3 separate regions of the Homo sapiens genome follow, and all the other regions are linked to region 2. A link is a contact called in ENCODE Hi-C or POLR2A ChIA-PET data. All regions are on one chromosome and are shown on one strand. The core of a region is the stretch at or near the end of the contact, and the rest is flanking DNA. Distances in the headings are between cores, read along the strand shown.

Region 1 (3,566 bases), core at 1-2,500, 3.2 Mb after region 2:
GTCTCTCTCTGTCACCCAGGCTGGAGTGCAGTGGCAGGATCTTGGCTCACTGCAACCTCTGCCTCCTGGGTTCAAGTGATTCTCCTGCCTCAGCCTCCTGCGTAGAGGGGACTACGCATCCACCACACCCGGCTAATTTTTGTATTTGTAGTAGAGACGGGGTTTCATCATATTGGTCAGGCTGGTCTCGAACTCCTGACCTCGGGTGATCCACCCGCCTCGGCCTTCCAAAGTACTGGGATTACAAGCGTGAGCCACCGCGCCCCGCCTGAAAGTCTTTATGTTGTAGTTGTTTTGTATCTATTCCTCATCTTCCTGGGGACAGGGATACCATTTTACACATCTTCCCACAATCAATCACAGTGTTTAACAATTACTGTATGTACTCTATGAATAAGATACCTGAAGATTGATTCTCTTTATCGTTAATGTGTGGACTGTATCAGGCAAAGTAAAACCCCTATCATCAAAAGCCTAAAGTTATTAAAGGGAGTGGAAGAAGGCTATCGGGACATATTTTTCTCGAAGGTGTGACATCACAAATAAAAGAAAATTAACGTATAGTGAAATCATCACTGTAGTTAGAGTCAAAATGCCTTGCCTGTGTTCCAAACTTTGGGCCAGTCAACCTACAGGGTGCACGGTTTCCTCATTAGTTTCTTCAGAGAGTAAATGAGACATTGCATAAGCTAGCACCTAGCATACAGCAGGCAAATACTGCTGGATTTCTTTCTTCCACTAAATGAGAAGAAAATAATGACTCCCACATTTACACGTTTTAGAATATTTTATTTTGCGTCAGCGAATAGAGAAAACAAAGGAGGGATGAGAGAACAGGAAAGGAAAGGGGCAAAAAGACAAAGTGTTAAGCGGATTGACCCAACGCTTTCATCGATATCCTCCTCAATTTCCTTGATCTTGGGTCTCGCTCTACACGCAGGCCTCCAACCACACCGGTCTGTCCGGATCTCCCTCCCCGTCAGTGGCGGCTGTCCCCACCACGCGCGGTCTGATCCGCCACCCCGCCCCCACAGCCCACTTTTCCCAGGCCCTTGGCCATCCCGCGCCCGGTAGGAATTCACCTGCACGTAAACAGCCAGGGCAACCGTCCTCCCTCCTTGGAGCCCGCCTCCCGCGGCCCCGGGCTCCCTCCCCCGCCCCCTGCGCCACCCCGGTGCCCCGCCCCGGGCGGGGAGAGTCGGGGCGAGGGGAGGGCCTGCCAGGTGAGGCGCGGTCACCCTGGGCCTCTCACTTCCGCCCAGGTGAGGCAGGGCCGACACCGAGCCCGCCCGACCCGGGCTCCCACCTGCTCCTCCAGCGCACCAGGTAAAGCGTGAGGTCCCGGCTGTGCAGTGCGCGCTCGCCCCTGGGTGTCCCCGCGCCTGGAGGCCGGCCGGGGGCAGCTCCCTCGGGGCTTCCCGGGCCTGCCTGCCCTGCCCCCGCGCTCTCCCCGCCCGCCCGCCTGGAGTGGGTGGGAGCCGGAGGTGGAGGGCGCCGCCGGGCGCTCAGAGGGGCCGCGGCGAGGATGGGGCGCCCGCGGCGTGCGTCCGCGCTGACCCGGGAGGCGGGGCGGGGGCGCCGTCCTCCTGCGTCGGGCCCGGGTGACCCCACGGTGGTCCCCGCCCCGCCGCGCAGGGCTCGCCGAGGCCGCGGGCAGGGAGGGGCGCCGCCCCGCCTCCCCAGGCCTTTCGGGCCTCGAATCTCGGCCCACTGGTATTCGGGGGTGGCACGGATCCTATTTTGCGCCCAGATCGGTGCCCCTGTTTCGCTCCCAGAGCTGGGCGGAGTCTTTCCCTCCATCGGTGGCCGTGGAAGGAGGGAACGGGGTGAGGGGACAAAGAGGAGGGGGTGCTCAGAGCCGGGCTGAGGGGGCGACTTGGGCCCGGCCGCGTCGCGGCGCCTGGTCATCCCGTAGCGGAGGTTCCCAAGCCAGCGGTCAGGCCCTGGGCTCTGCCAGCCTTGCTGCGTAGATGGGGAGGTTCTGTCGGAAAGTGCTTCCAGCCTTAGGGGAAATTCCTGGACTCCTGCTTTTAAATCAAGCTCAGGAAAGCATTTTCAGATCACTCCCACTCTCCAAAGCGCCCCAGCCGTCCCGCACGCAGGCCGAATTAAGTGAACACCCCTTCACTTGGCACTTTGTCATATTTCCAAGTGGCTCTTGTCACTTTGAATTCCAGTTGGTTGTTTACTGGCTTGCCTCTGCCATTTAGAGGGTGCCCCTTTCAGGGCCTTATTTTTCGACTGCATTTAGGGTCTGGCTATTGGTAGGTGCGCGACAAGTGTTTCTTAAAGGAAGGCAGAAGCCTTTGGAAACCCAGAAGGACAATGTCGGTTCCACTGAGGATGATACTACCACATTCTGGGCTAAATTCCTATTGGCTGCAAATTAATTTGCACACATCTATTTGAAAGGAGTGGAGGCAGGGGCAGCGGTTAAAAACTTAAATCTGTTTGCAGCATTAGAAAATGTTAGGTGAGATTGAGCCTTTTAGCTAAAGTGAGCTTTGATGTTTTTAGGGCCCCTAATGGCCTTTAAGATGTTAACAATAACAACAACAACAAAACACTCCAAATGTGTTGAATTTATTTGGGAATGAGAAATGAGCGTTATAGCCCGAGGTGCACAGGCCTGGCAAGCCATATATGCATGGAAGAGGGGAGGGTAAAAGGAAACTTTTATTGGCAAAGTAAGTGCAGATAAGCTGCGTGAAAACAGAGTTTATTGGTTTTGCAGACTGAAAGCCAGAGTTGGCCATTGTTGAAGATGCCATTACTGGGCAGGTGTTATGGAGAGCATCTTATCAGGCCTGGCAACCTGCCTCATGCCTGTTATCTCAGCTACTTAGGAGGCTTAGGCAGGAGGATCGCTTGAGGCCAAGAGTTGGAGACCAGCCTGAGCAACATGGCTGTCTTTACAGAAAAAGCTTTTTAAATAGTCAGGTGTGTCGGGAGGTTGAGGCAGGGGAATTGCTTGAGCCCAGGAGATGGAGGCTGTGGTGAGTGGTGTTTGCACCACTACACTCCAGCCTGGGTGACAGAGCAAGAACCCTGTCTCAAAAAAAAAAAAAAAAAAAAAAGGAAAAAAGATTATCTTATCTTATCTTATCTGAATTACTGCATTCCTAAAGAAAGAATTTCTTGGGTGGTTATTTTAGTTCCTTCTTGAGACCGATCTTTATCTCAGACTTGCAAGCATGAGCTTTCTCCCTCAGGCTCTCTAGTTTGTTTGGGTTTGACAAAAAGTGATTTTGACCTGGTATCTGCAACTTTCACAAAGATAATAACAAAGTTAATAAATATGGAAATACTTATGGATAGAACTTATAAAATGAGTTCTGAAGAGATTTGCCCTTACTAGTCCAGATCCTATTAGGAGTAAGAGAAAAAACACAAACTTTTTCCTCTGCTCTCACACCACTACAGTCAACACTGAGGACTTCTGTGACCAAATAAATGTGTGGGCCCATCAGTTCTGCATCAAGCAATAGCTGAGCATCTAACAGTTCGATTCTGAAACTATTTACCTGGGGATAGTGTCAGATCCCATAAGACTGCCCTCACTTCTG
Region 2 (3,492 bases), core at 389-2,888:
CTCCTACTACTTCTCCAGGCACCTTCCCCAACCCTCCTTCACCCATTCCTAAATTCCAAACTCCCTGATTTACTTACACCCCACAGAAAAAGAAAGCTCTCATCTCTATGTCTATGCACATCTATTCACACTGCTTAGCTCTGCACATGACAAGCAAACTCCTTCTCATTTCTCATGACTTGTGTAAAAATTTTAAAAGAATCCTATTGACACAGAAGGTATAAGCAAAAGCCCCAACACTACGCATATATAATTAAAACCATTATCATTTCTATCACTGACAACCAAGTGTCGTTTTGAATAGAAACAGTGCCTGATATTTTGTAATACCCGGTTTATCCTGAAGAAAGGGTAAAGAATGAGGGAAGAAATCTATTCATGCATTTTCAAGGAGCCAATCACTAGACTACAGAGCACATAAGAAAAAAAAAAATCAGGGCTGACATATTCTCTTCAAAGAGCTGTGGCAGGTCAACAAACATAGCTGGCAGACTTCTAGGATAACAAAATTAATGATGTGAGAAAATTAAACAATTTGGATTGTTAGCCTCTACGAACATTTCAGATCCTTAATTCTTTAAGTACCATCTCCGAATGAGCAAGTGCAGCACTCACTGGCACTCACAGCTGAAGCCTGGAAGACAGTTTTAACAACTCTTGCTGAAAATGACTATTTCTTCTCTAGTTTCTATGGAAACAGCTGTCAGATTGGCAAAAATAGGACATGTACTTTAAAATAATCATTCAAGCAAAGTACACACATGATGGAAGGCTTTAAAAAAGAATTGGACGGCAGCAGACTTGGTTCTTAAGCTTCCAAATGTCAGACTACACCCCTTCACCCCGGCTGAGAATGACGGAGATGAACCTAAATCCTTTTAGCGAGGGTTGCACGACCTTGATCAACGCCTGAATGCCAAATAAGGGATTTTCATCTCCCTGGACTACAATTTCTTGTTGAGGATTGCACGGCACAATAAAACTGTTGCTCCACACACAGGCGACATTTAAACAGTATACAGTGAGTTCTGTAGACGAGTTTACGAGGAAATTGTTAAAACTCCCCGGAACTGCTTAGACGGGGAATGTTCTGGTTTGCCCTGCCGAGTTTAGGCTGGAAAACGTGTTCAGTTTCTCCTGAAGAGGGAAGGGGTGAAAGAGACGAATGCCCGACGCGCCGGGAGGCGGTCCCCTCTGGCAGAGGTGCCGGGTGAGGAGCCCGAAGCCCCGCGGGTGAGAAACCCTGCTCTGAAAGCGGAGCCGCGGATAAGGGCGGGCTGAGGGGGAGGGCAGGCGGCCCACGAAAGTACTGCCACGGGGCAGACACACGGGGTCACCGGCGTGCCCCGGGCAAGGCTAGGGGAGAACCGGGCTCCCCCAGGACAGATCCCCTCCGTCTCCCGCCCCGGCGCCCCCCGCCCCTCCCCTCCACGCAGCCTTATCGCCCACCCACGCCTCCTCCCGTACCCCCATCCCCAAGGATCCCCACTCCTTGCCCGGGCGCCCCCGCAGGCGCTCTGCGCTCCGCCCCCTCCCCACTGCCGCACTCTGCCTCCTCCCCTGGGCACGATCCTACTCGGAAAAGCTGGGGAAAAGCGTCACCGTGAGGACTGACTCAAGCAGAAGCGAAAGCGGTGACACCGCAGACCCGACCTATGCGCAGGCGCGCACCCGCACTTCCTGCCCGCCATACCGGCCGGGGCGCCCTTCGCTCCGCCCACACCCGGCAGTCAATACAGCCGCCCAGAGTCGTTCTCCCAGCTGCCCCGGGCCCCGCGGAGACTGTGGCGCTCTAGCGCCTCCGTGTGGCTTAAGGCGGGACATGGCCCTGGGCTGGGCTGCTTGCCTAGGAACAACTTTCTCCCGTCTTTGGTGAGTTGGGTCCTCTAAAGAATGATCCACGCAAGGCTGTGTCCGTTGTAGTCTCTACGGCAGTACCGGCCAAAAGGGAAGAGACTCGAAGACTGCCAAAAGACGAAGGCTTCCTGGTTCTGAATCTGCATTCATAGAAATAGTCTTTGGAGTATGGGAACAGTGCTTTCATATGATTTTTGGAGGGACGCATTTTAAGAAAGATGAAGTATAATCTTAAGTGTCTGGAGGTTAAAGTAGCTGGCTCCAAAATTATGTGTATAGTATGTTTCATTCATTTCACCAAAACATATTTCTTGAGCATCAACTACATTTTAAGTGCCAAGGATGTAGCAGTGAACAAGACAGACCTGAATTTCGTGAACTTTATATCACAGTGAGGAAAGACAGGCGATTAAAAAAAAGTGTACAAATAAACACAAATAAATAAAAGTGTACAAATAAGCCAGTACAAATAAACACTGGATTGTGATGGATGAGTAGTGAGGTCTCATATTAGTTTATTATGTTTACACTCTGTGCACAATGAAAACATCTCAAAGGACATAAACACTATGTCAAAGGACATAAACACTATGAACAATTTTAGGTATCTCTTTTGGAAAATGTGTAAGTTACTGTTTCGTTTATCTTATGTGTATTTTATGATTTGCCTTTTACTTTGAAAGGGATATCCTGGAAAACCCCTGACAACTGGACCCCTAAAAACTGAAGTAGGAGGTCCTTCAGTCTTCGTAGGGTTTATCTCCCAAACTCTGGAGTGCACATGTCTTACCAAAGTTTCCAGCATGCTAGCCACCTCTTGCTCATCTTGCCTGGTTAGCATAATGTCATTGGTGAAATAGATGGGTGTGATGTTCTCTGGAATTTCCAGTTGATCCAGCTCCTTTTGGACTGCGCAGAGCCATTATGTCATTATCCTGGGTCCACCTGATTTCCAAAGGGGCCAGACTGGCAAGTTAAGTAGAGATATGGCAGGGATGACCAACCACTCTTGTATATTTCAGGTCTTTAATTATGACATTAATCTCCACCATCATCTCACTATCCCCTCAGATGAAATATCGGTTTTGATTTATTATCTTCACTTGGAAAGAAGGACAGCTTCAGAGGCTTCCCATTGGCTTTCCCCACCATGATAACTCAAGACCAAGGACCCTGAGCTTCTTACCAATGTGGAGATTGCTCCAGCTGCCCAATATGTACTCCCAATTATGCACTCAGGAACTAAGAAAATGACTACTGGATGGGTCAGTGTATTCCTGGACCCACTGTAAGCTGGACATTATCCAGGACTCTGCTTATTACCTGATCCCCATAAGCCCCCACACTTAGAGAGGAGCCATGTGTGTTACATACTTTGGGTAACACCTGTGAAATGTCTGGGTATTCCTCTTTCCTCAACATAAAATCAGTCAAGAAAATGGCCGTGGGACACAGACCAAAGAGTAATCATTAATTACAGTAAATATTTGTTTCAGTATTGCAGGATTCTTCTTTATAGGGACCCAACAACCTCTTAAGTCAACAGATTCTGTGGTCTCAGTGTGAAGATAGGCTCAGGTCTGAGACTTGAGCAATGAGCAGTGCCTTTTATTAAGCAACTACTCCCTGCATAGG
Region 3 (3,666 bases), core at 858-3,357, 3.3 Mb before region 2:
TGGGAATTTAAAAAAATTCCCAAACTAGGAATAGTAACAATCTTTATTTCCATATACTAGTCAACGATACAGCTAAGTTAGTGGGTTACAGAGGGCAATCTAGCAACTGTGTCTAAGTGTGGAAGCCAAAGAAATCTTGTGCAGAAACCTGTTCTTTTTAAGTGCCACCTTCTTGTTCAAGCTACTTCAGCCCGAGGAACTGTTGCAAAAGCATACAATTAAAAGGATATAACACTGCTCAGGAAAAAGTGTTTCAAAAGGCTTAGCTTCACTAAGCTTAATTCTTCATTAAGAACGAACCAAATTCGTATCTCTACCTAATAACGCAATCCCAATAATTTGAGATCTGTGCTTTTCTGTGGTCAGGCCAAGCTGCTCTACTGGCCCCTGAAATGAACTACCCAACGAATCTGACCAAAATTCCTGCCATGAGCTACTATGTTTCTGCAAAGTAATTATTCAAAAGCACTGCTGCTTCTGGTCGATCTTTTTTCTTTATTATAGAAGAGTCCGTTTTCTTCCCCCACGTTCCTTGCTCACACCCCAAACTAAACAGGCATAGTCTTCTCCACCTAGACTTGAGGTCTCTGATCAAAGCCATTAGCCTCAAGACTCCTCCTCCACCCCCACTGCGCTCCCACCCTGTTCCGCGCCCCTCTGCATAGCACCCTCAGTATGACTACCATCTCTTTCCCCGGTCTAATTTTCTCTCATTTCTGACCTTATCGATGACCAGTACTCCCTCTTTACCCAGACCTGGTGCCAGCTCTATCTTCCAATTCCAGTCCCCATCCCTGCCTAGACCCTCCTCAGCTCCCACCCCTGCCCAGGCCTCCCACCTCTGCCCTCTCAGTGCAATCCCCACTGCTCTCATACCTGATTTTATTCAAGTCCTCATTCCTGGCCGCGGCCCCTTCCCTCTTCATTTTAAATCCTACTCAATGCCCCCCCTTTCCGACCCTTGGCTAAAACCCCAACCTCACTCCTAACCCCAACAGTTTTCCTGTGATCCTGTCAAAGACCACTACTCTGGCCGGCCCACACCGCTTTTTCTGACTCTGAGCCTGGTGCCTCCGCCAATCCTTCACTGAAACCTCGTGCCACAAAATCTCCGACCTAGCCTAGTGCACTAGTACCCCATTTCCGACCCCCTACTGCACGCATCCTTCCCACTATATGCTCAAGTGTCTGTCCTCCCATCTCGGATGATAGCCCTGGAGCCTCCTCCCCATCGTCGGCGTGCATAGCCGGAAGCCTAAGGGACCCCTCCTCACCCCAACCCACAGCTCCGCTGCGCATCCCTAATTCCCTTTCACACGCCTCTCCTATGGGTCCCTCTCCCCACTTACCCCCAATCAAGTGACTTCGGTTCCCAACTGGAGCCTGGGGCTTCTCTCTCTCTCTCCGCCCCGCCCCCACTAAAGCCCCAGTCGAATGCCCTCTCTCCCCACACCAAGCCCAGCGGGGTGTGTCCCCTCCCAGGAACTCCAGCCCAGTGGCTTCCCACAGAGGTCTGGGGTTGCCCCTCCTCACCTCCGCGTCCACCACCTCGTGGTAGGCGGGCGGGGGGTCGAAGCCGCCCCCGCCTCCGGTGCTCCCGCCGCGGGAGGGGCCGCCGCCGCCGCCGTCACCTCCGCCGTCGCCCCGCGGGCCCCCGCCGGGCCCGGGGCTGGGGCCACCGCCGCTGTCCATGGGCTCGTAGCCGCCGTAGTCGAGGCCCGGCCGCTCGTTGGTGAGCAGTGCCACGGCCTCGTTAATGTCGTTCTTGGCCAGGCGCAGGGCCTTGCGGATGGTGGCGGGGTCTGAGAAGCCCATGCACAGCAGCGTGGTCATGTGCTGCTCCTCCTCCGATTCCATGGCTTGGGCCTCCTGGCCGCCCCGGCCAGCGCACGGCGAAGCTACGGGTCCCGGGCCTGGCGGGCCGCGCGGCGCACCCTCCGCGCCGCCTCCGCGCCCAGGTTGGCCCCTGCGTTCCTGCCCCGGGTGCTCCGCAGCAGCCGGGCCAGGCTGGGTGCGGGCTTGGGTCCTGCGAGCCGAGCTAGTGCGGTGAGGCGCTCAGGCGCGGCTGCGGCCCGGCCCAGCCCTGCGCGCCGCCATGTTGGCCTCCTCCCCCTCCGCCTCCTCCTCCCCGGGCGGCGGGGCCGCGCCTCGGCTCCCGGAAGCGGCACGGGAGGCGACCGTGCTCGCCGTTGGCAGGCTAGGGTTGGCGGCGGCGTATTCTGTTTGTTTTAAACGAAGGAGCGGAGGGAGGGGCCGCGCCGCGGAGCGTGCCTAAGGTGAAAGGGCTGCCGTGCAGCCAGGCAGAGGCGAGGAAGGCTTCTCCATCGTCGCCACCGCCCGCCTGTTTCGCCGGCAACAGGTTCCCCCGGGACGGGAGGGGCCGCAGCGCCGCGCAGCTCGCAGCGCTGAACGTCGCGGAAATCCCTTGGCCGGCCGAGCCTCCGCAGCCGCGACCCGGCTTCTCTCCGTCCGAGTCCCCCGAGCCTCTCCGAACCCCCGTTGGACTTCCCCTCCCTGGCCGGCGCCGCCCGACCCGCTCCCCCATCCTAGAGGGAATTCCCTGCGCCGCGGCTGTGAGGCACCTCCACCCCGGCCTGAAATGCACCGCAGTCCTGAAGGAAATCCACCCTCATCCCACGCAGATTCACCCGCAACGCTGCCTGAATACGCCTCGCTGCCCACAGAAATTCCTGCCCAAACCAGACGCGTGGACCACCCAAGACGAAATTCACACTCGACCCTAGCCCCGCCAGCCCTTGCCGAAATCACCCTAAACCCGTTGAAATTAATTCCCAGCTGTCCGAATTTTCCTTCCAACATTAACTGACTACCTGTCTCCGCCAAGCTGACTGAACTCTACCGAACTCTTACCCTGAAAGCCCCTGAGAGTCCAAAATATATTTTTCCAGCCCGAAATCTAAATCCCAGTTCTCTGTATGAAAACCTCCAGAAACCCAGACTCTTACTTCCTTCGGCCACGGACTCGTTCGAACATCGTGGACATCACCTTCCCACATTTTTACCGCAGTCTTTGGCTCCGATTCTTTGTCCCTGCCTCTTGGGCAGCATCCTATCCCTGTTTCTTTCCACCTTTGAGGATTCCTCTACCTCTTTAAAGGCCTGCTTTCTTTGCTTTCTCTTCTCACCTTTGGCATTGGCACACTGGGGTCATATCTTTAGTTCCCTTGACTCCACCATCTAAGCCAAGGGTGTCCAATCTTTTGGCTTCCCTGGGCTACATTGGAAGGAGAAAAATTGTCTTGGACCACATATAAAATATTCTAACGCTAATGGTAGCTGATGAAACTTTTAAAAAATCTCATCATGTTTTAAGAAGTTTACGAATTTGTGCTGAGCCGCATTCAAAGCCGTCCTGGGCCTAAGTCCTTGCTATTTTTCCTCTTCAATTTCCTTCAATCCATAGTTCTCTAGGTTATTTTCCCACCCTTTCCCAAGATTCGGATATCCCTTCATTCTTGCTGAGTTCATCTCCTATGCCTATTCCTACATACTTGCTGAGTTCATCTTCTAATGTCCTCATCCTGGTTTCTTCCTGAACCTGAAATCCAGCTAACCTTACTTTTTCATCCCATCAAACCCCTGCTGTTGCCAGCCCAGCACTCACGAAGATCTTTACATACACCAAATATTAAATTAGGGCCGGTA

What was found. A loop is a pair of places that touch in the nucleus more often than their neighbours do. ChIA-PET counts read pairs that join two places held with the same protein, here RNA polymerase II (POLR2A). Pooled maps may share reads with other maps.
Region 1: a pooled map shows a loop between it and region 2 (4-fold over the local background). The contact joins the promoter of PATJ here to the promoter of OMA1 in region 2. A Hi-C loop is called at or near these places in 5 of 50 pooled maps.
Region 3: a loop to region 2 is called in a map of naive thymus-derived CD4-positive, alpha-beta T cell, with 12 times the contacts of the local background. The contact joins the promoter of USP24 here to the promoter of OMA1 in region 2. A Hi-C loop is called at or near these places in 2 of 168 maps with a recorded cell type or tissue (CD4-positive, alpha-beta memory T cell and naive thymus-derived CD4-positive, alpha-beta T cell) and 7 of 50 pooled maps. POLR2A ChIA-PET finds 5 or more read pairs at or near these places in 1 of 52 experiments (GM12878).

What each region holds. Positions count from the first base shown.
Region 1 is chr1:61,741,230-61,744,795 of GRCh38, forward strand. It overlaps PATJ (PATJ crumbs cell polarity complex component), which reads left to right and starts at 1,251. Exons shown (of 44, transcript NM_001350145.3): 1 at 1,251-1,326. PATJ-DT (PATJ divergent transcript) reads right to left here and starts at 1,555. Exons shown (of 1, transcript NR_185910.1): 1 at 769-1,555. RefSeq lists a silencer at 1,003-1,712.
Region 2 is chr1:58,545,088-58,548,579 of GRCh38, forward strand. OMA1 (OMA1 zinc metallopeptidase) reads right to left here and starts at 1,639. Exons shown (of 9, transcript NM_145243.5): 1 at 1,616-1,639. It also overlaps a transcript of DAB1 not described here. RefSeq lists enhancers at 1,048-1,674, 1,888-2,077 and silencers at 1,288-1,377, 1,388-1,487.
Region 3 is chr1:55,213,257-55,216,922 of GRCh38, forward strand. USP24 (ubiquitin specific peptidase 24) reads right to left here and starts at 2,108. Exons shown (of 68, transcript NM_015306.3): 1 at 1,534-2,108. The coding sequence starts at 1,857. LOC100507634 (a long non-coding RNA gene) reads left to right here and starts at 2,152. Exons shown (of 1, transcript NR_038320.1): 1 at 2,152-3,666. RefSeq lists an enhancer at 996-1,055 and silencers at 1,516-1,705, 1,776-2,285.